2 separate regions of the Mus musculus genome follow, and region 1 is linked to region 2. Evidence: chromatin loops called from intact Hi-C (ENCODE). Cell type or tissue: left cerebral cortex. All regions are shown on one strand. Links, peaks and the distances in the headings refer to the core of each region. The heading gives the core; the rest is flanking DNA.

Region 1 (14,703 bases), core at 3,868-11,867, 65 kb after region 2:
CCTGACCCTAAAATCTGCAGCTGCCAGCTCTGCTCCTGAAGTGAGAAAAGTACCAGGCAGAAGAGAAGAGTTCAAGCCAAACGCTTCCCTGTTGGCAACTGCAATTCTCTCCCAGGCTTCACTCTTCTCTTCAGAAAACCATTCTAACCCAGAGCCCAGTGCGCTGGAGACACCACACCGGTCATGGCCAAGGTCACGGCCACTGCCTGTGGGAATTACTTCTTTGTGGCTATGGCTGAGGCTGGACAAACACCTGGTAGATGAACTCATCGATGATGTCCCAGAGCCACTGGTTGGGGAGTTCAAGGGGCGCAGGTCCATCCGCATCTACAGAGAGAACAAGGAGATCAGAGTCCAGGCAGGAGCTCGACCGCTGGAGCAGGGCTGCAGAGCAACCATCACAGTCTCCCTCATCAAAGACTAAACCACCAACCCCGCTTCTTCCTACTTGCACATTGAAATCTGGCTAAAAAAGAGCAAGCTAGGTGCTCAAATACACTCCTTTGGCCAAATCTGAGACTTACTGAGGATGTAGTTGAAGAGATTGCAGTAGTTGTAATAAGATTCGAACCTCTGTTCTAAGGAGGGACCCCCCTGGAAAGAGAACAGGATGTTAGGGCACATAAGTACTTTCCTCGCAGCTCACTGCCATGGCTGAGAATGAGGCCTGTCTTCTTCAAGTACATAAGAAGGGGAAGACTGGGGTACCACAGTGAGTGAACATCAGGACAAGGCCAAGTTTTATGGCCACAGATCACAACCAACACTCACACAACAAGCATGCAGCTCTAGGAGAGAAAGGGAAGGTGCTTCTGGAGCTATGGCCCTACTAACAAAGGGGAGGAAGGAGCACTTGGGGTACCTGAAGGCCAGAGTTAAGAGACAACCCAGCACTGGGCTACCACAAGTTCCCAGTGCCAGACTGTTGTGTGCAAGCAGACAGATGTATCTATCAGCAAAAGGTCCTACCCTGACTTTACTATGCAGACCAGGCTGATCCAGGATTCAGACCCGCCTGTCTGTCTGTCTCTGTCTCCTGTGTCTGCACCTGTGCACCTAGGCTGGCATCTGTCCCCAGCGTCCAGAGCTGTGCTTCAGTGGAAGTGTAGCGTGGTGCCCAGGAAGAGCCTAGGCTGGCTAGCATTTACACTTGCTGTTACGTTCATGGGCTCTGCCGCCTGGCACGCAATTGGTATAAGGGGCATAGCTGCATTTTAGCTCACGCTTTAACTCCTTGGATGGTCTTCAAAAACCTTAGAGACTCACAGAATGTTGGCCTTTAGATATAATTCTATTAATTTAGACCTTTTTTGACATTGAGACATGTTGACTCCTGGCCAACACCCCATCCTACTTGGAAGAGGATAATGAGCACCAAGCATTTCCAGATGAAGTTGTTCCAACTGTGGCAAGCTAGCCACTGGGCCAAGAAAATGTCCTAACTTCACTTGCAGACAAAACACTATCCAGAAAGGACAAATAGACACAGGATAGTCCACTGGCAAGCTCTGCCAAGACATGGTAAACTAGTCCTTCATAATTGCTGCTTCACATAAGAGCTGTCAGTGCACGTCTTTAATCCCAGCACTCGGGAGGCAGAGGCAGGTAGATTTCTGAGTTCAAGGCCAGCCTGGTCTACAGAGTGAGTTCCAGGACAGCTAAGGCTACACAGAGAAACCCTGTCTCGAAAAACAAACAAACAAACAAACAAACAAACAAAAGAAAATGTTTTAGGTATAAGAAAATATTTTTAAGTTAATAATGGTAGGATAGAAATTGATTTAGATTCTGAACTCACCAAGACAGGCTAGATAATAAAATACTTTCTTCTGCGTTGACAAATACAAACTGGACTTTTTGAACGTAACTCTTACCTAATAATTTTCATAATTATTTTGTAATTGTTCCTACTATATGTTGTTTATTTATTAGTCTAAGAGAAAGAACCTTTTAGACACAAAAGGGGAATTGTTTAGGTTTGGTCCATTGCTATGTATTGTGATGCTAAATACTGGCCTTCAGGTCTGGCTGCCCTCAGGGATGAGGAGACCTTCACACACACCAAGTGCTGCTATGTAACCTTGCTCCTTAATTCAAAACTATTGGTTGAATAAATAAGCATACAGCCTATAGCAGGCAAAAGAGAGGTAGGTGGAGTTTCAGTCCCTGGGCTTCAGGTCTGAGGCAGGACCATAGAAGAGAAAGGTGGAGGAGGTAGAAGGTGCCATGGGGTAAGAGATCATGAGAATTGACCACAAGGCCTGGTCAGCAGAAGTAAGAGTGAACCGCATGGCAAGTCATATCTCAAGGGTCATCAGCGGGGAAGTAGAGAGAATAGCATGGAGGGTAGGTATCTGCCCAGCTCTAGTGCTGCCTACGGCTTATTGGGATTGAACAACCTAAGTCCGGTAGAAACCGCCACTAATGGTTAATATTTACAACGGGCCAGTAACAGAGAATGAGCAATCAAAGCTAGGTGCGGCATTCAAGGCCAGCCTGGTGTACTGAGTGAGCACCAGGGCTATTATACAGAGAAGTCCTGTCCAAAAAAAAAAGCAAAAAGAAATAAAACTAGCAAATATGTCAGCCAGCAGGGCTGTGGACCTGCCTTGGGATGTGCTAATGGTGATGGGCTGTAGGGATATATGTACCCCTGAGATGATGGAGACATTAAGGACAGACAAGCTTGAGTGCTCAAGCGTCCACAACAGAGACCAACTTTCTGGGTCAAACAATTCATTTTGCCTTTCTTCAGAGAAAGTTAAAATGAACAAAAACCAATGGGGTGTGGGGTGGGGGGCTGGCTGGCAAGATGCTTCATGGTGAAGAACACTGTTCTCGCCGGGGCCAGGGTTAGATTCCCAACATCTACAGCCAGCCCACAACCGTCTGGAACCCCAGTTCCGATGCCCTCTTCTGACCTCTGTGGGCACCGGGCACACACATGGCTCACAGACATACATGCAGGCCAATCACTCATACTTGTATAATAAAAGGAAAAAGAAACAACAACAAAACCCATACAAAGCATCTTTAGACGTGGACGAGAGACTGTGCTAGAGATGGAACTGACGTAGGCATCTGACAAAGCTACTGATAATACCAACACGAGCGTAGAGTACTCACACTGACTTTGGCGTAAATATGCCTGTAGTACAATTCTTTGTACAAAATTAGGAATACGGCATCTGAAAGACATGGTTGAAGGGTACTTTGTTAATCTACAAACCAACTGGCTGTCTTCTGCAGCCTTTCAGGTGGAGAGACAGAGGGGATTTAGAGGTTAAACTTTTAAATCCTTAAGCTTGTGCCCCAAGAAACTATGTACCCAACACATGGCTTACTCAAGACTTTGAGCCACGTACTTGAGAGACTTAGGCAGGGAGAGCTCTGTGAAGTTCAGGCCAGCCTGGTCTACAGAGATAGCGCTAGGGCTAGTCAGGGCTAGTCTAGAAAAACAAAGCAAACAAAAAAACTGAAAAAGCAAACCGGTGCATGGCAAACACAGACCACAGCTCAACGGGAGCCTGTCTTGCATGCCTAAGGTCCTGGTCACACCACACGCCAAAGAGAAGCCACATCTGCAGACCTCATCCACACAGACCATGAAAGTGAGCGGTGAGAGGCAAAGAAGCTGAAGGCAAAGGGACTCAAGGATCAGCCCACCCGCATGGAAGACAAGACTCCAGATCTGGGGAAGCTCACATTACACAGCTCTCTCTCACTGGGTAATTCCCCAAGCTCCGGGGAAACAAAATGCTAAGTGAAACACAGGCAAGCCAGGCGAGGTGGCACAGGCCTTTATCTTTACCTCTCAGGAGACAGAGGCAGGAGGATATCTGAATTTGAGGCCAGCCTGGACTATAGAGCAAGTTCCAGGACAGCCGCCAGGTACAGAGAAGCCTAGTCTTGGGAAAAAAAAAACAAAAAAAAAACCAAAGAAAACCTCGCAAGCCCTCTTGACCTCTCTGATGAGTCCAGTCCTGACATCTGTTATCCAGCACGCGAGACACAGTGTTACACCTACCATTGCCAACTTGGGGTGCAATTGCTTCTGCCTCAGGCCACGGTGTATTCTTGAAGAACCTTTCAGTTAGCTTGGTCCAGCTGAAAGCCAAATGTAAACAATTCACAACTGCAGAACAAGAAGGACTCAAGACCCAACCCTCGATCCAGAGACATGGGAGACAGCACAGAGACAGAAACAGAGCCTAAGGCTTCCATAAGCCTTGCCTCAACCCAGCTCTCCTCTCCTGACCCTCAGCAATGTGGGAGCAGAGGTCGGTCAACTCCTGTTCACTGATCCAATAGGCGGCTGGTTATTTGCACACACACATCCATCCTTGCTTGAAATATCTCCTATCCCATCCCTAGCTGGCCTGTCTATAGCTAGCATTCATTGCCTTCAGGGCATCCCTCAATACTACTCCGGAGCTTGGTTCACACTGGTATGTATTGGATGGTTACATAGTTCAAAATTAGACTCCGGTGTCAAGAGTACACAGGTTCAGAACTCGGCATACGCACAGTGCTAGCTATGCAATTCAGTTCTATTACAACAGGAGAAAAGAAGAAAAAAAAAAAATCACACAACTCCCATCATGGGATTACTGTTAAGAGCAAAGCAATAAACACACATGCCAACCCTGCTTCATCCACATGGTAACATGTACAAATTGGTACTTCTGTCATTATTAGTAATGATGTTATTTTAGATCTTGTTTGTTTCTGGGATACAAAGTCCAGTTAATTAACATGGCTCCAAGGCCAGTGGTTTGCAACCTGTGGGTTACAACTTCCTTGACAAGCTTTTACCTCCAGAAAATATTTACATTATAATTCACAACAATGACAAAATGACAGTTATGAAGTAGCAACAAAAAAATGGTTTTATGATTAGGGGGGCATCACAACATGAGGAACTGTATGAAGAAGTGCCAGCATTAGGAAGGATAAACCAGCGCTCTGGCCCAAAGGAGTCATAAAGACATAGTGAAACCATCTCCAAAACACACACACACACACACACACACACAGCACACACGCACATGTTTGCACACACAGGGAGGAGCTGCATCATCTTGCAGGCCCCCGTCGCCAGGCCAGCTCCACTCAGAAAGACAATGTTACAATCCACACCTGTTCTCGTAAATGTCCTGGATCTCGTACACCTTCTGGTCAATGACATCACTCGAGACGCGGCTGGCCTGAAGCTCGTACACCTTCTGGTCAATCAAATCGGAGACAGTCTTGTGGAAGTACTGGATGAAGTTTTTGATCACTTCCGGTATCACCTGATATGTCTGCTGCTCATACTGCCGCTCATAGGCAAGGTCCTGCTTCGGATCTCCTAGGAGAGAGACACGACAGAGTGCTCCCAGGCTCCTGATGACACGTCGGGGCAGGACCACCCCAAGGGGCCGGGGATAGAGTTCAGTCTCAGTCCCAGACTGCTTGCCCAGCATGGGCAAGGGTCTAAGGTCAGCCGTCATCCTCAATCCCAGCCCACTGTCCTTGTCCCTCAGGACATACCATTAAAGTTACTTCTCAGCTGGGTAGGTGGGTGCACACTGCTAATCCCAACCCTCAGACAGCTGAATCTGTGAGGCTAGCATGCTCTATATAGTGAGTTCCGGGATAGCCAGAGCTACATAACGAGACCCCCATCTTTAAAAAACAGGAAAGGAAACTCACTTTCTAACCAAATGATGCATAGTACGCTATTTTCTTTCACCTTTAAAGACACATTAACATGCTTACTTTGTAAAACTACTCTACTGTAAGGGCCAATAAAATACATGCTGTGAGCATCGCAAGCCACTTGGTACTTACTTAATCTCAAAGTGACTAGAACATTTCGGTAAACTTCAAAAGCCTCCCCAAAGTATTTCACTTAGACTTGGTTTGAATCAAGGAAGATTTTCACACCAAGATTTCCTTCTTTGGGGCTGGAGTGTGTGGTTTAATCTCATCTCCGGCACCCAAACAACAAAGCCACAAAGCTTTTTGACCTTGGCCAGACAGCTCAGGGAGGAGGGCTGTGGGTGTGGTTCAGAGACCGTCCACAAGCATGGGGCTCTGGGTTCCACCCCAGTATAACAAATAAAATCTGCCCCAAGTAAGAAAAACCTAGCCGGGTCAGTGATGGTCCTCTTCTGACGTGGGCAGGTAGACCACAAAAAAGGCCTGGTTTAATTAGACTCTTCACAACCCTACCAATCAGACCTAATGGCCGACTCCACCACTCCATTAGGACGCAGTTTTTAACAGGTCCCTGTTGGGAGTCAACGCTGAGATGGTCAAAGAAAAAAGTGCCAATCCTTGGAAGGCAAGAGACAGCCGGGCAAACTGAGAGCCTCACCTGTGTGCATATCATAGTCGCCCGGGTAGGCGTAGGGATCATAAGCAGCCTGCAAGGAAAGAGACAAAGTTAGGGAGACACGCCAAATGGGGACTCCAAAAATGCTCGTCCTCGGGCCTCCATGTCAAGCAGGAGGCAAAACATACTACTCAGATAAGACTGACAGTCGCTACCTCGGAGGGCTTCACATGTGTGAGAGAAAAGGGACCCCGGGCAAGCACAAAACACGCTTACAGGTGCAACAAGACAAGAAAAACACAGTAATAGCCCCGTCTGAAGCAGACGCCATGAGAGCCAAGAACTCAGCATTAAACACCCTTCAGCCCGCCTCCGACTGACTGCGACTACACGCGGGGACATACGGCCGGCAGAGGAGGGACCCGGGGAGGAGACCCGGGGCCGGGAGGGCCGGAATGATCGAGGTCCGCTTGTTCCGGCCCGATCTGGACGCCGCCTCACCTCGGGGACAGATCCCACCGAACCGGGTGCCCACCGCGGACCCCGCCACGCGCTCACCGCTTCATTACCTCAGACTCGTAGTCATCAGCGGGGTAAGACATGGCTACGGCGCTCCAGAAGCCCGTGGGAGAGAGCGGAAGAAGAACTCCGCGCCTGCTTGGCCGGACCGGAAGTCCCGCCCAGCCCAACCTGCCCGAAAGCCTTTCCGGGGTCGCCGGGGAAGCGAAGTAGCTCTGATTGGAAGGACGGAGTTCCTAAACTATCAGAGTTCCTTCCTCCCTGCAAAACGGGCTTTTCAAAGGACATTATTGTGGAGTATGGTGTGCACGCAGAAGTAGGGGCGGGCAAGCGATAAAGGGGAAGAATGCCTAGACCCTGTTGACTCACATCTGCCATCTCAAGGATGGCGGAGGCAGGAGACTGCAACAAATTCGAGGATAACCAAAGTTAGTTATTTCCAGGCCAATCTGATTATAAAGCGGGGTCTCCAAAACAACAACAACAAAAATAAAGAGAAATCAGAAGAAAACGGTACAGAGACGATGACAAGTGACCTGCTAAGATGTAGCGTTCCTGACCTTAGATTTAGGTGTAAACGGTTTTGCCTGCAGCGAGAAATTTCTCCCCCACACCACCACCACCAAAAAAAAAAAAAAAAAAAAAAAAAAAATCAACCTGAGAACACTCAGGATGACCAAACTGGTGAAGGCCCTTGACACCAAGCCTAACGACCTGAGTTCGATGTGGGAGACCCACATGGTGGAAGGCGAGAACCAATCCCTGAACAGCTGATTTGCCTTACCTTTTGGGCACCTGCATCCTTGTCTCCGGGTCACAACAATCTCTGCTTATTACAGCCAGGTACACAACTCTGGGCTTCGGCACTCATGCTTACCTCTGACCAGACTTTAGTACAAATGACCCCGGTATCACTGCCTGGCTCTCTGTTGAAGACAGGAGTTTGCTGGACGAGTGTTGCTAATCAACGCCCTCTACTCAAAGCGTCCTATTTAGAACTGCCATTCTCCCCCCTGGCTCCTTAAGCCCTAGACTCCTTAAAGTCGTTCCTTTTGTTTGCCTGTCTGGTTGCTTTGGTTTATTTAAGCAAGAAAGAATTAGGGTTTAATAAAGACCTTACTTTTAAGATTATTTATTCCTCTGTATGAGTGAATTATGCACACAGGGCATCAATCCTCTGGAGTTACAGCTGATTTTTCAAAAATCAGCCAGCTGTACCCCTGGCTGTCCTGGAACTCAGTCTGTAGACCAGACTGCCCTTGAACTCAAGAGATCCACCTGCCTCTGCCCCCTGCTTACTGGGATTAAAGGCTTGCATAGCTACCTCCCTGCTCATTTGGTTTTAGACAGGATCTTTCTATTATGTAATTCTGGGTGTCCTAGGGTCTATTATGTAGACCAGGATGACCTCAAACTCAGAGATCCACCTGCCTCTGCCTCCTGAGTGTTGGGATCAGAGGTGTGTACTACCACACCCATACCCCTCACCCCACACCCACACCCCAAGATGTTTTGCCATAGGTTAAGCACTAGCATTAGGGGATAGATGTACTCAGAACAATGTAAGATGCACCTGAGAACAGAGCAATGAGTGTCTCAAACTAGTCATAGAAAGTACATGGGTGGGCTGGTGAGATGGCTCAGTGGGTAAGAGCACCCGACTGCTCTTCCGAAGGTCAGGAGTTCAAATCCCAGCAACCACATGGTGGCTCACAACCATCCGTAACGAGATCTGACTCCCTCTTCTGGAGTGTCTGAGGACAGCTACAGTGTACTTACATATAATAAATAAATAAATAAATAAATCTTTAAAAAAAAAAAAAAAAAAAAAAAAAGAAAGTACATGGGTAAGTAAATATGGATAAGAACATAAATGTGGTTCTTCAAGGGAGGGTTAACTTTGCCACATTTCCTTGTCTCCTCTAGAGTATGACCTGAGGTGACTATGGTCATGAGACTAATGAGGTTTTCTTTTTTTTTTTTTTTTAGATTTATTTATTTATTTTTATGTATATGAGTACACTGTAGTTGTCTCCAGACACACCAGAAGAGGGCATCAGATCCCATTACAGATGGTTGTGAGCCATCCTGTGGCTGCTGGCCTTTGAACTCAGGACCTCTGGAGGAGCAGTCAGTACTCTTAGCCACTGAGCTATCTCTCCAGCCTGAGACTAATGACTAACTTTAGAGCCCCGGGACCATTTCTGAGTGCCCCGAGGGGATGAGGTAAGGTGCTCAGATAGTTTCATGTTTTATAAAACTTGCACAATAATACGTTTGCTACACGTGTTCAAGGAAGCGTTTTCCACTTGGCTTCCCTTTATGCTGTAGTTCCCCTGTGTCTAGTAGCATCTGGAATGCTGCAGAAGGAAAGCCACCTGGGAATGTCTGCATGCAGTGGACTTTCAGTAGGGATTTCAGTTATTGCTGGCATTCCACATACAGGACATGGCAGTAGCCACGTTTAGCAGTGAGTGCTCACAATGTGAATAGATTTGAAGGTAAATTGGGCTATTAGAAAATTAAACTTAGCCTGATTTCTCACCGTGCTTCTAAATGCCAGGAATTTCATACAGTTTCTCAAATATTGACAATGTTTCTCAAAATGTTTAATGACATTTTAAAAAAAAAGAGATGTGAAATTGGAAGAAAAAATGTTTTAAAAAATGTAAGCCAAGGGGGCTGGAGAGATGGCTCAGTAGTTAAGAACACTGACTGCTCTTCCAGTGGTCCTGAGTTCAATTCCCAGCAACCACATGGTGGCTCACAACCACCAGTAATGGAATCGAAGTTTAATACTGAAAAAAAAATTTTTCGATCTAAAGTAGATTCTAGAGGAAGCAATTATATGACCATTTTCAGTTGAAACAAATGTTAAAGTTGGGCCTAAGGTTTCAAGCCTGTAATCCCAGCTACTCAAGTGGCAAGTTCAAGGCCTGACTGGGATATAAACACTTTAAGGTTAGTCTGGTCAAACCTAGTGAAACCTTGTCTTCAAAAGTAAAAAAAAAAAAAAATCTGGGAAAACAGCCCAGGCCTGGAGCACTTTCCTAGCATGTGGGAGATGCTATGGGGGGAAGGGGAGAGAGAAAGGACACAACGTTGATCCAGATCCAGGAACTACAGCATATTCAGTCATCAACCAGGAAAGGAAAGCATGCGTTTCAGAACATCGAGATGTACATTTGCTCCCTGGGTTTTGAGAACTTTGTGTTGCTTTGATTTGATTTGGGACAGGTTCTTATTCTGCAGGCCTGGCTGGCCTGGTTTTTGGCTGTATAGCCTTGTCTGGCTCAAACTTGTGATACTCCCCCTGCCTCAGCTTCTCTAGTGCTAGGATTACAGGTATGGACTTATGGACCAACACACCCAGCTTTAAAGTTTTGTTTTGTTCTGTCTTGTTCTTTGAGATGAGGTTTCACTGGCTCCCAGCTTTCAGTGGTCAGAGCTTCACAAATCCCCAGTGTTCTCTCTGCATGTATGCCTGCAGGCCAGAAGAGGGCACCAGATCTCATTATAGATGGTCATGAGCCACCATGTGGTTGCTCAAAATTGAACTCAGGACCTTTGGAAGAGTGGCTGGCCGGTGCTCCTAACCTCTGAGCCATCTCTTCAGCCCTGGCTTATTTTTTATTCTTCATGCAAACTTCTGTATCACAAACTTGGATCCCCTGCTTATAACTAGCAGGCATATACTTCAGTTACTTATTAAGAAGCCCTTCTTGGGGCTGGTGAGATAGCACAGTGGGTAAGAGCACCCAACTGCTCTTCTGAAGGTCCGAAGTTCAAATCCCAGCAACCACATGGTGGCTCACAACCATCCGTAATGAGATCTGACTCCCTCTTCTGGAGTGAATGAAGACAACTACAGTGTACTTACATATAATAAAAATATATAAATCTTTAAAAAAAAAAAAAAAAAAAAACAGAAGCCCTTCTTAGCTCTTCTAGAAGAAGGCTAGGCTGACTTCATGACAGACTTCAAATTGGCAGTCCAAGAGACAAGGACTAAGAACTGGGCAAGTCCAGGCAAGTCAGTTACTAGAAAAAAAAAACCCAGGCTTCGGGCAGCTAGTCAGAAGCTGCCCTGCCACCTGGCCGGAGGCAAGGACAGTGGGTCAGCAGCAGTTTCCAGACTCCTTCAGCTCCTCAGCAACAGTTTCCAGACCTCAGTTTCCAGCCCCCATGCCCTGGTAATGGAATGGTCTTAAAGATGGAGTAAGATAAAGGTTGCCGACCCCCAGAATCCTCTAAGGTTTAAATCAGGCCTGAGAGCTCACTTGGTTGTCTCTCTATTCTGCTAATAGGAGACCCCAGCATGATGGGCTTCTGCAGAGTAAAACACTCTTTGAGTCCAGGGTATCATTCTTTGGCAAATCATGGATCCTTACACTAGAACACACAATTTAAAAGGACATTTCTTTTATTTTTAATTAAGAATAGGCATGTGTGTTTACATGCATGTTCATTCACACCACATTATATGCAGGCTTATGGAAGCTGGAAGAGGATGCTAGTCAGTGAGCTGGGCTTTCAGGCAGTGGTGAGTTACCCAGGGTCCAGGAACTAACTCATGCCCACTGTTTTAAGTTATAGGAAATGAGCCAATTCAAGACAGATTAGATTATATTAAATGCAGGTTTATAGGGAAGCTACTATTGGACAAGTTAACTGGCCCCAAGGACAAGCCCAGTGAAGTTACCATGGGGAGAGAGAAGGAAGGAAGGAGAGGGAGGGAGGGAGAAGAGAGAGAGGGAGAGAGAGGAGGAGGAACACAGAGAGAGCAAGAGAGAGCAAGAGAGAGAAGACTGAAATGTCTGGATTATATAGGGCCGAGCCTCCAAAGTCTGGATTATATAGGGGTAAGGGCAGTTCAGGGTTGGGGGCAGAGTATTCCAGGTAGGGACTGAGGGATGCTGGGAGAACCTGGAAGCCAGATCTACTTTGACATATAAAATATGCACCTCAGTCCCAGGGTCCCGAAACCAAACACTCACTGCAAGAGGACCAAGTACCCGTAATGTTATGTTTTATAACATGGTAGAATTGTGGCACAACACGGCAGCGGAGGGAATACCTTGGTGGGCCCATGCCAAGGTATCCTCCTGAGGAATCACACCATGGGACAGACCTATTTATTATGGAGAGAAGGGAGGGAGGGGAGCAGGGACCTGGAAAGGGGTAGACATGGAAACACACACACACACACACAGAGAGAAGAGAGAGAGAGAGAGAGAGAGAGAGAGAGAGAGAGAGAGAGAAGAGAGAGTGGGGTAGTGAACAGTCGTCTTATAAGTTGTCACACCTGGCTAACACTTGGCAGCAGGCAATGTCAGCTGTTGCTAGGTCACTGTCCCTAGGTTCCTGGGAGAAGCCTTGTGGAAGTGTCTGTAAGCCAATGTTGAACCAATGAGCCATCTCTCTAGCACCCAAGAGCTTACATAACCTAAGAGAATCCTAAAAGCCCTGAAAGGTCCTTCCTCACTGGCTACTCGTTCTCATTTCCCTTTGTGCTGGCTTGCTTCTTTTCTCTCCAGTCACAGATTCCATGGCTTAATCGCTAACTCCCCTCTCTCTGTCCACCTATCTAACTCCCCAGTAGCTTACCTAGCCCAGGAGGCTTAGGGACCACAAATATGCTGTACACTTTCCATTTCTGCCTCCATCCCAGACCCCACTATTGAGGCTGGGTCATGGGTTATGTAATTGGGTATCTAAAAGGCACCTCAAAATTAGCATGCACAGGGTTTGAGCTGTAGCTTAGTGGCAAAGGGCTTCATAGCAGGTGTAAGGCGGTGGGTTTGATCCCTAACATCCATCAAAATGACTCATGCCTTCAATCCTAGGAACACCCAGAGGAAGAGGAGATGGCTCTCTGAGTTCAGGCCAGCCTGGTCTACAGAGTGAGTTCCAGAACAGGCAGGATTAAACAACAACAATTCCAAACTGACCTGTGACTTTCAGATTCAACCCCATTTTGACTGCAGTTTCCCCTTCTCATTTAAGGAGAACTTTAGTGTTTTGATTGCTTGTGGGGATCCCTGCGCAAATGCTACTGCCAGCAGGGAAGTGGAAGGAGAAAGTCAGGAAAGGAAACCTGGCTCACCACGACTTAGTGAGCTGGTGTTTGTTCAAACTTCTGGGTTTTTGGTTTTTTTTTTTTCTTTTTCTTTTTCTTCTTTTTTTTTTTTTTTTTTTTTCCTTTTCTTTTTCCGAGACAGGGTTTCTCTGTGTAGCCCTGGCTGTCCTGGAACTCACTTTGTAGACCAGGCTGGCCTCGAACTCAGAAATCCGCCTGCCTCTGCCTCCCAAGTGCTGGGATTAAAGGCGTGCGCCACCACGCCCGGCTATTATAGACATATTTAAGTACAATATAATTTTGGAAAAGAATCTTCCTGTTAATAAAGCTTAGCATGATTAGACCAGAACTCTTTTGCAAAGTACACGTGACCTCTACCATGAGCATGAGTTCCACAGTTTAGAAGCCTAGGATGTGGTGTGGTCTCTGACCAAGGTCTTATAGAGGTCACCAGGCTATAGGGTGCGTGTAAAATCTCCCCTACGGATGGGTTCTATTGATAAAGAAACAAAGCTAAAAGTCTAGGGCAGGAGAGTCTGGGGGAGTCCAGTGAGGCCTGGCCTTCCAGAGAGCAAAGTTCACTAGGTTATTAACCTTATCTCTCCCCAGCCTTCTGGGTGGAAAACAGGTATGCACAGCCCCTGAAGAGAGAAGGCTGTGTGCTCAACACTCCTGGTTTCACCAGTGCTTATCTGTGAGCACAAGGACACTGTGCCCTCCACAGTCACTCATCTCAAAACCTCTGTCACCATCCTTCCCTTCTCTCCCTCCTCTCATCTGCCATATTCAATGCATCTGAAAATCTTGCGGGCTCTACTCCCAAAAACAGTCCTATAAGCTAGAATCTAGCCACCTTGTTTCCATCATTCTTGTCCCAGCTCCCATCTATACTGTCATAGCTTCTTCCACTCTCTGGCTTCCATTTAAGCCCATTTTTGTACAATTGCATTTGAGTGGAGACTAGGTGCATTGATTGACGGCACATACTCAGCTTAGAAAGGCTACATTGGTGAGCAGATGAAAGCCCTTACGGACCATGCAATCTTTCATCACAGGGCGTTTGATTTTGCAGGGCTCCTTCGCAAATGGAAAAGTAGGACTTCAAAGGCAAAAGAAGCGAGCAGCCCTGAGCTCCTGCAATAGAGGATCTCGTAGCTAAGGGGCTGCCTTCTTCTCTTGATCTGTTGCCTGGGGTTTGAGGTAGGAAATTCTCTGCTTTGGGTTATTAGTCATGCCCCAGCCTGTCATGGTTTTTCAGATGGATGGATTTGAAGCTTCCCGTAGGCAAAGTTTTAGCTACTTTATGGGTTACCTTTTTCTACTTCAACTTTATCCCTTCCAACCCCCAGCAGTAGATAGGAGAGACAGACTAGAGTGGAAAAGGTGAGTCAATATTACTAACTAGACTACTTCCTGCTGATTAGGGGTGTTGAGGGAGGCAACTTTGTTCTTCATTATCAGGAGTTTGCTAATCAGCAACCAGCAAACCAACAACCAGCTGACAACAGCAGCAGCAGCAGAAACCATCTGTAGCTGGCTGACAAAGTCACGCCCCTGCCAGAGCACTAAGCAAATCATCTGCTGCTGTGTCCCGTATCCCATATCTTGGATTAAAACAAAAACCTATTCACATAACTGGCCCTAAAACCCCCTGACCCTCTCTCAGCCTTCCCTTTTGAATCCCTCGCCATTCCTTTGTGCTAACCTCGGATACCCAGAAACATTTTCTACCAAGGACCTGCCAGTAGCCACACTGGGCTCGGACTCAGGAAAAAGATTCTCATTA
Region 2 (14,703 bases), core at 2,321-10,320:
AGCAAGAACCTGCTGTCCTCTGCTCTATTTAGGCGAGAGAGAGAGAGAGAGAGAGAGAGAGAGAGAGAGAGAGAGAGAGAGAGAGAGAGAGAGAGAGAGAGAGAACACACGAGACCATGGGTTTCATCCCCTGCAGCACGCATGCACAAACGCACACAGGAATAATGGTGATCTGACACAAAGCAAAGAGTTTCTGATAGCAATGGCGGCTGCCAGAGAACTGCGCAGCTCATGATCCGTTTACATGATTCTAAAACCAAGACTTAAGGGTTAGGGTTTGCCTCATAGAGTAACCTGCTTGCTACCTAAACTGGAGAACCTAAATTTGGGTCTTAGCCTCCATGTAGAAGTCTGGGTCTGTAGCAGTGTGCTACAGGCATAGCCACAGAACTAGTGGTAGAGTCAGAAGGGTTTCTGGGGCTTGCTGGCTGACAGCCTAATTGAAGCACTGAGCCTCAAGTTTAGAGAGACCCTGTCTTGAAAAATAAGATGGAGAAGGAGAGAGGATGACCTCTGACCTCCACATGCATTGCACAGGTAAGTGCGCCTGCATACAGCACACGTGCACATGCATAAAAATACATAAAAAAAAAAAAGTAATTGTTTGCTGTGTGCTTACTACATGCTGAACCGTATTTAGGATACAGTAGTGAATAAAACGGACCAAAGTTACTTCTACCTGTGCCTTTAATCCTAGCACTCAGGTGGCAGAGGAAGGCTGATTTCTCGTGAGCTACAAGCCAGTCTGGCTTAAATAGTAAGTTCCAGGCTCTATACTAAGATCCACCACCACCAAACCATACATAAGACGACACGATTATCCCAAGACCTAGTTGAGGTGGCACTCAGACAAAGGCCCGGAGCAGATCCATGGAATTGCATTCCTGGAAAGTGAACAGGGAAAGCCCTTGGTGAACGCTGCCCGTCCCTTGTCCGGGCTGCAGGGCAGAGGCCGAGGCTGGCTACTGACCTCCTCAGCATTTTCCAAGTCGTCAAGTCCTTCGTCCTCCTCAACGTCATCAAAGTCGTCGCCGTCGAAACTGCCAGAAGAAACTGGTGGTTAGAGCATCACCGGCCAGAACCAGAGATACAGCCCATGTCTCAGCAGTGTCGGACAAGGGGCCGGCAAATCTCAACAAGGGAACCAAACTCTGGAGGGTCACTCTGTGCCTCCAATCATGTGCCATGTGTCCCCACAGTTTGCTAGGACACCTTCACTGTGGTTTCCTTCTCTGTGAACCACGCCAGTTACATGTACACATGGACTGTTCTGGTCCGGGGACTGTGTGTTTAAGGTTTATTTTATCTGTGTGTTTGTGTATGTAAATGTACACACATACAAGTGCGCCTGGAAGCCAGAAGAGGGTGTGGGAGCCCCCGAAGCCGGAGTTGTCTGCCTGGTTTTACTCCCTGGGAAACCAGCCAAGTGTGGTTAACCTCTGCGCCATCCCCCTCGTCATGAAGACAGTTTCAGCCTCTCATAAGGACATAAGGAGAGAAATATAAACGTGCCAGGGTGGTAGCACACTCCTGTACTCCTAGCATTTGGAAATGGGAAGTGAGAGAACTAGGAGTTTGAGCCCAGCCTGGGCTACATAGTGAGATTTTGTCTCAAGAACAAAAACAAGTGAAGTGTACTTCAGGGCTGGAGCTGTAACTCAAAAGTAGGGTGTGTAGACAGCATGCATGAAGCCGCTGGCACTCACAGCACCAGCACACTACCAGCATCACCTCCCCCTCTTAAAAACAAACAAACAACACACCATTATTCTTTCCCCTCCTGCTACAGCTTAATTCCATATTCCCTTATGGTGGAGAAAACAAACAAACAAACAAACAAACAAAACTACATAAGACCAAGGTGACATTGCCATTTTCATAGCCTAAGGTCACCAGGCTTCTAAAAACATGCTTATTTATTGCTAACGTGCACATGATGCGTGCTCGCGTACAGGCCCACATACACCACCAAGACTCCCTTTTCTGTTCTCTCCTTCTACCAGGGGCTCTAGGGATCAAACCTAGGTTGTTAGGCTCGGGCAGCAAAACTTTCACCTTTAGCCCCTCCTCCATCTCATCAGCCTCCCGTGGTGCACAATGTCTGAGGGAGCTGCCCAAACTCGCTGTCTCCAATTCTTCACTTCCCGAGTCAGAGCCTCACCTCAGTAAGGCTTTCGCCACACCCTCAAGCTCCACAGCCATCCTTCCTGTGCTCACTGATCATCGCACCCCACAACCTCCCCATTGAAAAGTGTCTCTTTGGGCTGGTGAGATGGCTCAGTGGGTAAGGGCACCCGACTGCTCTTCCGAAGGTCTGAAGTTCAAATCCCAGCAACCACATGGTGGCTCACAACCACCCGTAATGAGATCTGGTGCCCTCTTCTGGTGTATCTGAAGACAACTACAGTGTACTTACATATAGTAAATAAATAAATCTTTAAAAAAAAAAGGGGCTGGTGAGATGGCTCAGTGGGTAAGAGCACCCGACTGTTCTTCCAAAGGTCCAGAGTTCAAATCCCAGCAACCACATGGTGGCTCACAACCATCTGTAACGAAATCTGACGCCCTCTTCTGGTGTGTCTGAAGACAGCTACAGTGTACTTACATGTAATAAATAAATAAATCTTTAAAAAAAAAAAAAAAAAAAAAAAGAAAAGTGTCTCTTTGTGCTGCCTGGCTGTCCTGGAACTCACTCTGCAGACAAGGCTGGCCTGGAACTCACTCTGCAGACAAGGCTGGCCTGGAACTGAGAGATTCCCCCCCCCCCCCCCAAGTCTCTGCCCTGAGTGCTGGAATCAAAGGCTTGCACCACCCCCAGCTTCACTAAGGATCTTTACAATGCTGAACCCTTCCCCTGGACAGCCAGCATACCTGGCTCCTCCCTCCTGCCTCCCACTCTGGGGGAGGGGATGCTTTTCTGGGTTCTCTTCCCCCCAAGTCACTCACTCACCATCTCTTCTCTGGTGGCAATCACTGCCCTGGTCAACGCCGTCATCTCTGCTTTCATTGCATTTTTGACTGTATTTTGTATGCTTGTTTTGAAGTCAATCTTACTGCACAGTATGTAACTCAGGCTGGCCTGAGACTCACTATGTTGACATCTAGTTCAGGACAATTCCCCTGCAGTAGCCTCCCAAGTGCTAGGATTACAGGTGTGAACCACCACGCCCAGACTCTGAATTCTGACTGATCTATCAGGACTACCATAGTTCATCTTCTCTCTTGATTAACATATACAGCGTATCAAGAAATCCTTTAGGTTCTATCTTTAAAATATATCAGGATCCAGGCATGGTGGCGCACGCCTGTAATCCAGTGCTCAGGAGGTGAAAGCAGGCAGATCTCTGTAAGTTTGAGGACAGCCAAATCTACACAGTGACTTCCAGACACAGCTAGGACTATGTTGAAAGACTCTGTCTCAGGAAAAAAAAAAAAAAAAAAGAACAAAAATCACCTGGAAAGCAGAGGTAGATGAATCTCTATGTTCGAACCACCTGATATAAGGTTATATTTGGTCTCCAAATAAATAAAATAAAAATATGTCCAGCCGGGTGGTGGTGGCGCACGCCTTTAATCCCAGCACTTGGGGAGGCAGAGGTGGGTGAATTCCTGAGTTCAGCCTGATCTACAAAAGTGAGTTCCAGGACAGCCTGGGCTATACAGAGAAACCCTGTCTCGGAAAAAAAAAAAAAAAATGTCCATAATCCAGCTGGGTCTGGTGGTTCATGCCAGATATATCAACACTTGGGAAGCTGAAGCAGAGGACTGTGTCGAATTCAAAGCCAGCCTTAGCTATATAGTGAATTCCCGGGCAGCCTGGGTTTCAGAGTGAGGCCTTGCCTCAAACAACACTAAACTTCATGCTCTCTAGAGTCTATCCCCACTTCTGCCACCTCTGCTACTATCACACCTAGCCCAAGCCCGCGTCTGCTCCCAGCCTTCCAGGCCATTCTCTGGGTTGCTTTTTCCTTCCTACTTCCACGACTACACAAGCTACACACCTCTGGCATTCCCTTCCAGAAAGAGAGCGCTCAGAGGACAGGGGCCACACGGACTGAACTCTCTGACCACTGTCCCCATTGCTCCGCGAGGTAGGAAGTTCTGAAGACTTCGCCCCACCAACCCAGCAGCTGGGCTAGCCTGTGCTCCAAGAGCCCTGCTCGCACCACGACCTCCCTCCTTCCGTGGCCCGTGCTCACTTGTCCTCGTTGTCTGACATGATGCCTTCTCCGCCCGGGGCGCAGAGCAGAGAACGCGCGCCTTTGCCCCTCGCCGCACCACGCGTAGTTTGCGCTTGCGCCGTGACCCAGGCGCAGTTACTTCCGGGAAGCAGCGGCCGACCAGACGCTAATGCGCGTGCGTGGAGGCGTGTCGCTAGTTACCATGGTAACAAGGAGCGATTAGTGAGGACGCTGACACTCTAGCTCCTTGGAGTTTCTCCGTGCGGAGGGCTCTGTCACGCCCAGGTCATCGCCTAAGGTGAGCGCTCCTCCCCGGACCGTCACGATAGGGACTGTGGTCACTGCGCTGTCCGGAGCCGAGGGGTCGGGCACCAGCTTCTCAGACTCCCAGGTTGCTCGTGATGAGAGGTCCGGATTGCGAAGCGTAACTAGGGCGAGTCATTGCTTCTCTCCCTCCTAGGGCCCTCCCATGGCTTCCCAGGAAAGGGTGGACTCGGTGACCAAAGGAACCGGGTTCCGCCGCTGCCGTAAGCAAGCAGGTTACACGCCGGGGACTTGTGAGCTGCTCAGAGGTCAGTGCATTAGGGGATCAACGACCCGAGCGGTGCGGTTTTTCCTTAAGAGCTTGGGATTCTGAAAGGTTCGGGGAAGAATCAAAGACCAGAGATGGAGAATTTTGGAATGGTTAGTTCATCTTTTACATGCACTTTCAATGAAGCCTATCTCCTCACTGCAGTGGGACCTTCACAGTACCAAATTCAATTCCCTTCACCAGGCTTAGACATTATACAGTCTTAGAGGTGTTTAGTGTCACCTTCTAAATGGTGAACACCACCAGGCAAAGAAACGTGCCTGTTTCTGCTCACAACTGTAGCTCCAGCCTCTGCTACATGAATGAGCATGTATGCACTTAATTATTCAACGACAAAAACCTAATGTGTGATTTGGATATTGTCCTAGGTACTAGGAATAGAGTGTTGAGAGGATTGCAAAGGACAACTCTTGCTCTCAGAAAACTGATAACACAGGAGGGTAACAAGAAAAATGAACAGGAGAAAATTATAGAGCTGAAGGTGTTGCTCAGTGACAGAGTATATTCTAGGCAGATGTGGAGTCTGGGTTTCAGCCCCAGCACACCATACACAAAAAAGTCTGTGTGTGTTACAGTTGGAGAGCTGGCTCAGTGGTTAGGAACATGTACTGCCCTTTGAAAGCTCATTCCCCAGCACCCATGTTAGCCAGTCACCAAAAAAGTGTGTGTGTCTTAGGCATATGTAATGGGAGGATTGCCTGAGCCCAAGAAAAGCTAGCCTAGATAATATAGTAAGAACCTATCCTTGAAATAAAATAAGGACTGGAAAGATGGCTCAGAGATTAAGAGCACTGGCTATTCTCAAGGACCCAAGTTCAATCCCCCACAACCATATCAGGTGGGTCAAAGCAATGTGTAACTCTAGCTTCCTATGAGTCAGTGCCTTTCCCTGCCCTCCACAGGCAGCCATACACGCATAGCTACACACTCACGCACGCGCGCGCGCACACACACACACACACACACACACACACACGACCTTTTATTTTTTAAGATTTGTTTGTTTATTTATTATGGATAGTGTTCGGCCTGCATGTATGCCTGCAGGCCAGAAGAGGGCACCAGATCCCATTACAGATGGTTGTGAGCTTCCACGTGGTTGTTGGGAATTGAACTCAGGACCTCTGGAAGAGCATCATATATGCTCTTGATATGTGAGTCATCTCTCCAGCCCACATACAATCTTAAAGGGAGAAAAGCTGCATATAGTGGCTCATGTCTTTGATTCTAGCACTCTGAAGAAAGAGGTGGGTGAGTCTTTGTGAGTTAGAGGCTTGCCCAATGTACATACCAAATTTCAGGACAGCCAGGCTACAAAGTGAGACCGTTTCTATAAATAAACAAATAAATAAAAAGAGAAATAAAAAAAGATAAATTAATGAATAAATACAAGAAAAGGAAAAGAACCTTAAGTGACAGGCACTCTAAAGAAGATGGAGTAGGCAGAGGAGTGGAGGAGCTCAGTGCAGAATGGAGGGGGGGGGCGGGCAAGGGCGGGACCTGGTGGGATGAGGTGTGTCTGCTGAAGCTCCAGACGTCAGCCCCGGCTTTATTTTGCAGTTATGATGAAGGAGTCTAAACTGACAAACTTCCAGCAACGCCACATCATGGACACCATGAAAAGTAAGGGCAGTCACTCTGACGCTAGAGACTTTCTGGGCGAAGGAACCAGGGATACTTTTTTTTTTTTTTTTTTTTTTTTCTTGAGACAGGGTTTCTCTGTGTAGCCCTGGCTGACCTGGAACTTTGTAAACCAGGCTGGCCTCGAACAGATCTATTAGAAGTCTGCCTGCCTCTGCCTTCCAAGTGTTAGTTTTGACAATGAGTGCCACCATGCCTGGCTCAGAAATACATTTTCAATGTCGCTCTATATGAAAGGGATGGGGAGTTCATACCGCAAGTTCTTGACAGCCATGGCTACACAGTGAGATCTCGTCTCATTAAAAAGGGTTCAGTAAGCCGGGCAGTGGTGGTGCACGCCTTTAATCCCAGCACTTGGGAGGCAGAGGCAGGCAGATTTCTGAGTTTGAGGCCAGCCTGGTCTATAGAGTAAGTTCCAGGACAGCCAGGGCTACAAAGAGAAACCCTGTCTCAAAAAAACCAATACAAAACAAAACACAAGGCTGGAGAGATGGCTCAGTGGGTAAGAGCACTGACTGCTCTTCCAGAGGTCCTGAGTTCAATTCGCAGCAACTACATGGTGGCTCCCAACCATCTGTAATGGCATCTGATGCTCTATAATGGAATCTGATGCCCTCTTCTGGTGTGTCTTAGGACAACTACAGTGTACTCATATACATTAAAAAAAAAAAAAAATTCCTGGGGTGGTGTGGAACACAGGTTTAAATCCAGCATTTGGGAGGCAGAGGCAGGAGGATTTCTGAGTTCCAGGACAGCCTGATCTACAAAGTGAGTTCCAGGACAGCCAGGGCTATACAGAGAAACCCTGTCTCGAAGAAAAAAAAAAAGTTTGTCTCAAACTTGTCTCAAAAACAAACAAAAAACAACCAAATGAAAAAGGGGGGAGAGTGAGGCAGGCTCTCTAGCTCTCTAGCTCTCTAGCTGGCTCAGGCTCAGTGGTTAAGAGCAGGTGCGGCTCTTGTAGATGACCTGAGTTCAGTTCTCAGTTCCCACGTGGGCTGACAGTCACCTAAAACTCCAGTTCCAGAGCCTCACTGGGCACTGTGTGTGTTTATATGTGTGTATGATGTATACACACATAACTAAGAAAATAAGTTTTTGTTTTGAGACAGGGCTTCTCTGTGTAGCTCTGGCTCTCCTGAGACTTGCTCTGTAGAACAAGCTGGTCTCAGACCCCCCTATGGGTACCAGACACACACACAGTATACATCCATATATGCAAGCTCTCCTACACATAAAATAAAAACAAAACTTAAAAGACAAATCTTCCTTGAAGCTTCATGGCTTTGGCGGCTTCCCTGGGAATTCACTCTGCCTGTCTTACTAAAATCTACTGTTGTTAAAGAAACCCAGTCTCAAAAACAAAATAAAACAAAATAAAAACAAAACTAAACTAAACTAAACCAAAACAAAACAAATCAAAACCAAAAAAAAACCCCTAAGTTGTTTTGAGCTTGGTTCAAACAACCAACCCCTCTCCTTCCCCTGAACACCAGCAGCGCGGCGGCCATAACTAGTTACTGTGTATGCACCCAGGGAAGAGGAGGTAGAGCCGGAGCACAGGATCATCCTGAGAACAAGGGCATCCTCTCAGGTCTGTGAAGGAACCCTAACCACTCTTCTCATCTGTTACTGCCTGGGCCCAGCTCCCCACCGATGCTGTGTCCCATTCGAATAGCTGTTTTCCTTGGCCATGAATGAGACTTTCAACAGCAAGCAAAAGAGGCAACCCTTCCCCAGAACTTCCAACATTCCAACAATGGATTCCTACATTGCAGAATAAAATCATCTTTCCAGAAACTTCCCTATGTTCTGATCTCCACCCTCTACTCCATTAGCCTCTCGGCTGCTGCCCAGGCCCCCCCTCAGCACCTCTTCACTGTTTTCTGTTTGTTATCCTCCCACAGGAGCCTTCTCTGATAAACACTGACATCTAGGCTGACGTTCTGCCTCCCAGGCAGAAGGCAGTAGATTTTGTCCCACATAATGGTGTGGCGGCGCATAGCTGTAATCCATGGACTTGGAGGACAGAGGCAGGGAGCTCATCCTTAGGGCGTTGGGAGGCCACTCTGGACAGAGACCCCACCTTAAACAAAAGGAAAGACCCAAGACCCTGGGCTGGTGAGACCGTTAAACAGGGAAAGGTGCCAAGTTTAACAACCCTGAGTTTGATCCCTGGGACAAACATGGCTGGAGAACTGAGTCCCATAAGTTGTCCTCTGATCCCCACAATAATGCTGTATCAAATGTGTCCACATTTATATTTATTACATACACAAAAAAAGTTTTTAAATAAAAAACAAAGGCCCACACTGCAGATTCAGTGTATAAGAATGTTTGTTTATTGCAGCATTGTCGGAAGTAGTAAAAATCCAGCCAACAACAAAAAAAGAAACAAAATACCCAGAGACGATCAGACTGTCCAGAAGTACACTAGCTGAATAAATAATGTAACCATTCTAACCACTAGTACATAGCTATCAAAAAATAAGTTACGTATGAATGTGCTTATAGGAAGTTGGCCTTGATAAACGGGTGAGAAAAGGATCTGTTATTGACCACATGGTATGATCCAGTGTAAGAACCGAGTGTGCGCAGACCAAAGGAAAACACCCTTGGATATGTTCTAGAAGCATCAAGAACAAGGAGCAACCACCTAATAAGCAGCTACCTTATTTCCTCTGAGAAGCAAGCCCAACAGGTGGCCCCACTTGCTCCTTGTGTTCCCAGGAGGAGCCCCTCTGCCCCTGCAGTGCAACCCTACATCCAGCCTGAGGGGCTCTCCCTCCAAGAAGGCAGCCTCAGCCATCTACCTGCCTCCCATTCTGGCCACCCACTCTCACCTCAGGCCTGCCAGCTTGTGCCAAGCCAATGGGGCGTACAGTCGTGAACAATTCAAGCCTCAGGCCACCAGTAAGTGCTGGGCTTAGGGCTCTTTTCGGGGGTCACATCAGCCTGGGACAGCATCATTCAAGCAAGCTGGTAACAAACCCGGGCAGGAAACCAGTCAGGTGGCCCTCTTTATCTTCCTATAACTTTTTTCAAATTAATCCAGTTTTCCCAATCTCAGAGGGACATGTGGCTGTCAGCTGCTTATCCTCCTGTTCCCTCAAGTCCATCTCCTATGCATCTGAGTCCACATCTGGGAGCCCCTCCTCTTCTAACACTGCCTTTGGCCCAGACCCACTAACACCCTCCTCTCCCCCCAGTTCCTTACACACAGGCCACTTGGGTGGCCTGCGGTTCTGGGTTACTCATTAGTTCTGCACTGGTGCTTGTTCTCGGTTGTTTCCACTGCTAGCCTAACACGCTCTGCTCAGAAACAGCCAAAGAAGTGTGGGATCTGCAGAGGCCCACTCCTCATAAACGAGACACCCGCAGTGCACACAGCCGATGGGAACACGGGAACAGGCCTTGCTCTACACATTAGCAAAATCATTTCTGGGCCCCACAGGAGATCTGGAGAAAGAGAAACGAAGACTCCAAAATATCTTTGCCACTGGGAAGGACAAGGAGGAACGGAAAAAGGTTCCCCACGTGCGGCAAGAAGACCCAGCTCCAGAGCTGGACCGGTTTGATGAACGTGAGCCACCGTGTGTGTGTGTGTGTGTGTGTGTGTGTGTGTGTGTGTGTGTAGAACTGATGGGGCTAACAAGAGTGACATGGCTTGATAGACATGTCCCACCGGTGTCCCTCAGAGACCATGCATGGCTGGGGCTCTATGCACGCCTACCCTGTGCATTGACAGCCCCTCTCCTCTGTGCAGTGGTGAAAGAAATCCAAGACAGGAAAGAATTCTTGGCTGCCATGGAGGCTCTGGGGCAGGGCAGGCAGTACCGCAGCATCATCCTGGCTGAGATCTCCCAGGTAGGAGAGCCCACCCAAGGGGAGGGTGGAAGCAAAGGGGAGGAGCCCCAGCCAGCACCAGGACAGTTAGCTAGATGTCTAGGGTGTCCTGCCTGCCATGACAGCAGCTCTTTCTGGTGGCTCTCTGCAGAAACTACGGGAAATGGAGGACATTGATCGCAGGAGGAGCAAGGAGCTGAGGAAAGCCCTCGCCACCACTTAACCCAAGACAAGGGCGGGCTCACCCAGTGAGACTGCCAACCCGGCACAACAGCCAGAACCAGTGCCCTTCACTCTGCCACACAGCACCCATCCCAGGCCTGCCCACCCATGGGGGCTGGGCCACGCCAGATCATGACATGGCTTTGTCCTGTGGCATGAAACAGTGTCCTAGTCACTGCCTGGGGATGCAGAAGCCGCAGAGTAGTGTCATAGCTACTGTGTTTCTTTCTCTAGGGAAAAGCCCCAGGCACACCATGGCGATGCCCAGGCTCACCCACCTTGGACATGTGCCTAAGGGCACCCTCTCTGTGGCTCTCCTGATGTCACAGCTGGCCTCAGGTGCTCTGTTTTGCCTTTCTGAACCAAAAATTAAACATGACTCTTTCCTCCCTTAGATCTTTCCCTTAGGATCTAAGTCTTTGCCTTCTTGTAGCCTTGGGCAAATGTTTAACCACAACAATTAACTGGCCAATAAAACACATTTCACTTGCCCCTGACATGTGCCACCTTGTTTCCCCAGGGATAACACTTATGTGTTCGGAATCAGAACTTGTCCAGCACAGATGAGAATCTAACTTGGACCCCACCTGGTACCCCACCTGGTACACTGCACATCAGTGTCCTTTCTTTGGGCTGTTGACACTAAGCAGCCTGACCTTCACCAATATTTTCATTTCCCTGTCCCCATAAATATTTCCTGCACCTGCTGGAAGTTTCCCATAACTCTATTAGAACATATGACCTGTGTTCTTGTCCTAATAGAATAAACATGACTACTCTGCAGCAGCCAGCAGATAAGGGTTCAATCAGTCGGGGCAAGCCCTCTAATGTGCAGGCCTAGCACAATGGAAAACCCAGGACAAGTGTAGCCCACTGTGACAAACTCAACTTTGATGTCAGCATTTACAACTTGTGCCTGTAGGAGAACTGGATTCTGGATGTCTTCTGATGGGCCCATGTTGACAGGACACAGGTGACTATGAGAAAGGTTGTCCTGTTCACTGAGATACAAACTTTCCTTGACACAGAGACAGCCTGGTAGAGCCCTCTCCTGGGTTACAGCAACTGGGTCATAGGGCTCCTCTGAAAGACCTCTGAGGTGGTGGCCCTGGTTCCAGGACAGCAAGTGAATCTGGAGAGACTACCAAGGGGCACTGGCAACTGAGATACAGTGAGTTCCTTCCCAGGATGCACAAAGGGAGGGACTCTGAAGTCCCCGAGTGTAAGAACAGTGCTTAGACCATAAGCTGCCTGGCACAGTCCCCAGTGACAGACTGCCCAGACCACAAAAAGGAATGGGCCCATCATCCCCGGACGTGGGGAAGACAGAAAGCCTGACTGAGAGAACACCCACCCAAAGCATCCCTTCCAGGCTGACCTGAGTCAGTGCCCCAGCTCAGCCAGCAGCTCCCTGTGTGGTAATCCTGGGTTCCCACAGAGCAAAGGAGATGAGGGAGAGGAAACGGAACTGTCTTCAGCCCATTCCCTTCTGACACAGCACAGAGCGCTCTGAGGGGCTGGACTTGCAACCCTCATAAATACAGCTCCTGAGTGAGGTGACATGAGTTTCAAGGACATATGCGCTAGACAGGAAGGCAGGGACTAGGGGTCAGAGCTGGGAAGGCAGAAGCTAGGCAGCCAACCTTGCTGCTGGCCTGCTGCAAAGTACTCGAGCCCTTAACCAGGGCCTGCTGTGAGAAGGACTGTGGTGAGGACCCCATCTGACCTGGTTCAGGGAGAACAAGGAGAGCCACGGCCTCTGCCTGGAGCCTGCATCCCTGCTTGCTCCAGGCTGGCCACAGCATCTGGGGACAGAATCCAAGTGGGCAGGGCTAAGTCACAACTGGTTGGGACACAGGGAAGAAGGAAAAATCTTTAGCCCAGACCAGCTGGAGACCATGGAGGAGGGGAAAAGTCACCCAGAGACTCCCTCCCACGGTCATCGTCCCCCTTGGCAGGTCCCCCGGCAGCAGAGTGCTGCTGTGGCCTCAAGGCTCCAGGAGAGGAAAGGAAGGTGGCTTCCTTCGCTGTCAGCTCTTGTCCCCTGGGGCCTTGCTCTTGGCTTCTCGTTTATTCCCCAGAAACTTCAGCACCTTTATGGTCTTGAACTTGCCTTTCTTCTTACTGTCAGACTCGGCCTCTCTTTGGAAATCTGCAGCAAAGAACAAAGACACTCAGCCAGGGAGGGAGGGAGCACCTGGGTAGGATGGGGCAGTGGTCAGGGTCACTGATCAGGTGCGCAACCATCAAGGGCTCCAGTCGATCCGTGCACGGAGTCAGGTCACTCACTATACCCAGTCTCCCTTTTTCCCCTGAGATCCACATCTGCACAATCCGGGACCTCTGAGGGGTAGCCCACTTTTTACTTAATAGCTCAGGTCACCGGTACTGGGGTGCATTGCTCTATAGGCTACAACAGAAACACCAACTGTCAGGACCAGAGGACACCTCAGAAACCATATGCCTCAACCTCAAACTTTCCCAAGTAAACCGTGTGCCGTTGAAAAGAACCAACACTAACTGTGCTGCCCAGGGGCCTAACCTCAGGCTGGTGCTTTACAGTCAGTTCTGTAACCCTCAGCCACACCGGAAAGAGGCGCCATCACAAACAGGAGTGAGGTAAGGGCTGAAGAAACTGGCCCAGGTATTCAGCTCATGTGCGCAAGCTGGGACCAGAAGCCAGTCTGTCTCCAACCTCGGCCACATGGCCACACAGTGAGCCACCGGGGGAACTGAGGTCACACCCCAATCCCCAGCCCTCAGGGCTGCATCCTTTAGCCACTACAGGTGCTCTGATCCTGAGCAGGCTCTAGGTTCCCAGACCCCCAAGCCAGCTTGCAGAGCAGAGGGCAAAACCATCCAGGGCCTAGGCCCCCTCGTAGACCACAGTCCTCCTGTGGGCACAGAGAAGTCCCTGGCCTCCCTCCCTTCAGAGACTGGGAGTTTGTATTACAGCCAAGCACCCCTTGGGGCTGCTCAACCTTCCATTTCAGGCTGCAAACCCAGGCTGGAGCCCCCAGGTAGGTGCTGCCCCCCTCGGGATGCACCTCACCTTTCTTCTTGATCATAGTTTCCAACATCTTGTCTTCCTCCTCTTCCCTGGGTAAAAAAGAGAAGCTGAGTGTCCACAGCAGGAAGGAACCAGGTAACCTGTGGGTCCCTCCCAACCTCCAGGCCCCACAGGACAGGGCAAGCATGAGGGCAAGCCCTCTTGCAGGCTCCGCCGGGAAGTTGCTCCCCCCACGGGGTCCTAGGCAGGACACCTCTGCCGGTCCTCGTCCAGGCAGTTCACGATGGCATCTCGCTGCTCGATGAGGGTCATGAGTTCCTGCATCAGCACCTTCTCTCTGGCCCGATCCTCATCTGTCCAGTCCTTTTCTGCCAAAGGAGAAAGCCGGCCATACTGCTCTAGTCACACTGGGCTCCTCAGAGGTGGCCACACCCCCAGCCTCCTGCTGAGGTGAAAGTGACTCACAGTTGGCAAAAGGAGCCAAGGACATTCTGTGACTTGGGGCCATTCCAGCCTTCCAAGTTCCCGGGTGAATGAAGAGGTAATACTTCAGTCACAGAGACAGACGGTAAGAACCAGTCTGAGGACAGGCGTGGGGCAGAGACAGGGCTAGCAGCTCCTACACAAAGGAAGAAACCCCAGCCTCTGGGCCTGGTTTTCTATAACCTCAGCTGTAAAATGGCAGCGATGGGTGATGACGTCAGCACATAGGAGAGAGTTCAGAGCCCTGCACCCTCCCATGGTTCTGTGGTCTCTTTCTATCAACAGAGATGGATCAGTACATGCCACAACCGTGGACAAGTTAAGCTGAGCACTCTTTCTTCTCCATTCCCCAACTCAGCCCTCAGCCCACCCGAGGTTCCCACCATGCCCGGAGTCAACAAATATGTGGGTTCTAAAAATCAGACTTGGAGGCTGGGCAGTGGTGGCGCATGCCTTTAATCCCAGCACTCGGGAACAAAGGCAGGTGGATCTCTGTCAGTTTGAGGCCAGCCTGGTCCACAGAGCAAGTTCCAGAGCCCTTACTAAGCAACCTCCCTACTGCTATTTTTCCGTTTTCATGACAGGCTCCCATGGCCCGGGCTGGCCAGAGTCGGCCAGGCTCCTAGCTCTCCGGGTCCCAGGCTCACCTGGCTTGTTGAGAAGGCACCGGAGCTCGAACTCCACATCAGCCTGGCGCTGCTCCAGGTTCTGCTGCTTGAAGCTGAAGG

The links. A loop is a pair of places that touch in the nucleus more often than their neighbours do. Peaks named below come from ENCODE experiments on the same cell type or tissue, not always from the same donor. Only the 100,000 strongest peaks of a DNase experiment are listed, where the experiment ranks them.
Region 1: a loop joins it to region 2, with 3 times the contacts of the local background. A loop is called at or near these places in 2 of 42 quality-filtered maps.

The regions. Positions count from the first base shown.
Region 1 is chr15:79,067,478-79,082,180 of GRCm38, reverse strand. Eif3l (eukaryotic translation initiation factor 3, subunit L) reads right to left here and starts at 6,958. Exons shown (of 13, transcript NM_145139.2): 1 at 6,889-6,958; 2 at 6,362-6,410; 3 at 5,140-5,350; 4 at 4,028-4,107; 5 at 3,127-3,188; 6 at 525-594; 7 at 254-327. The coding sequence starts at 6,921. In left cerebral cortex, for the core only: a CTCF peak has its summit at 10,342 (motif pointing right); DNase peaks (open chromatin) are centred at 7,018 and 10,340; H3K4me3 peaks cover 1,852 bases; H3K27ac peaks cover 761 bases.
Region 2 is chr15:79,130,931-79,145,633 of GRCm38, reverse strand. Micall1 (microtubule associated monooxygenase, calponin and LIM domain containing -like 1) reads right to left here. Exons shown (of 16, transcript NM_177461.1): 13 at 14,623-14,696; 14 at 13,746-13,860; 15 at 13,535-13,581; 16 at 8,734-12,634. The coding sequence ends at 12,513. It overlaps 1700088E04Rik (RIKEN cDNA 1700088E04 gene), which reads left to right and starts at 4,383. Exons shown (of 7, transcript NM_138581.2): 1 at 4,383-4,479; 2 at 4,642-4,753; 3 at 6,334-6,396; 4 at 9,145-9,327; 5 at 9,869-9,997; 6 at 10,181-10,281; 7 at 10,412-10,979. The coding sequence starts at 4,651. The coding sequence ends at 10,483. It overlaps Polr2f (polymerase (RNA) II (DNA directed) polypeptide F), which reads right to left and starts at 4,309. Exons shown (of 5, transcript NM_027231.2): 1 at 4,200-4,309; 2 at 971-1,040. The coding sequence starts at 4,219. In left cerebral cortex, for the core only: a CTCF peak has its summit at 5,833 (motif pointing right); a DNase peak (open chromatin) is centred at 4,358; H3K4me3 peaks cover 1,701 bases; H3K27ac peaks cover 1,053 bases.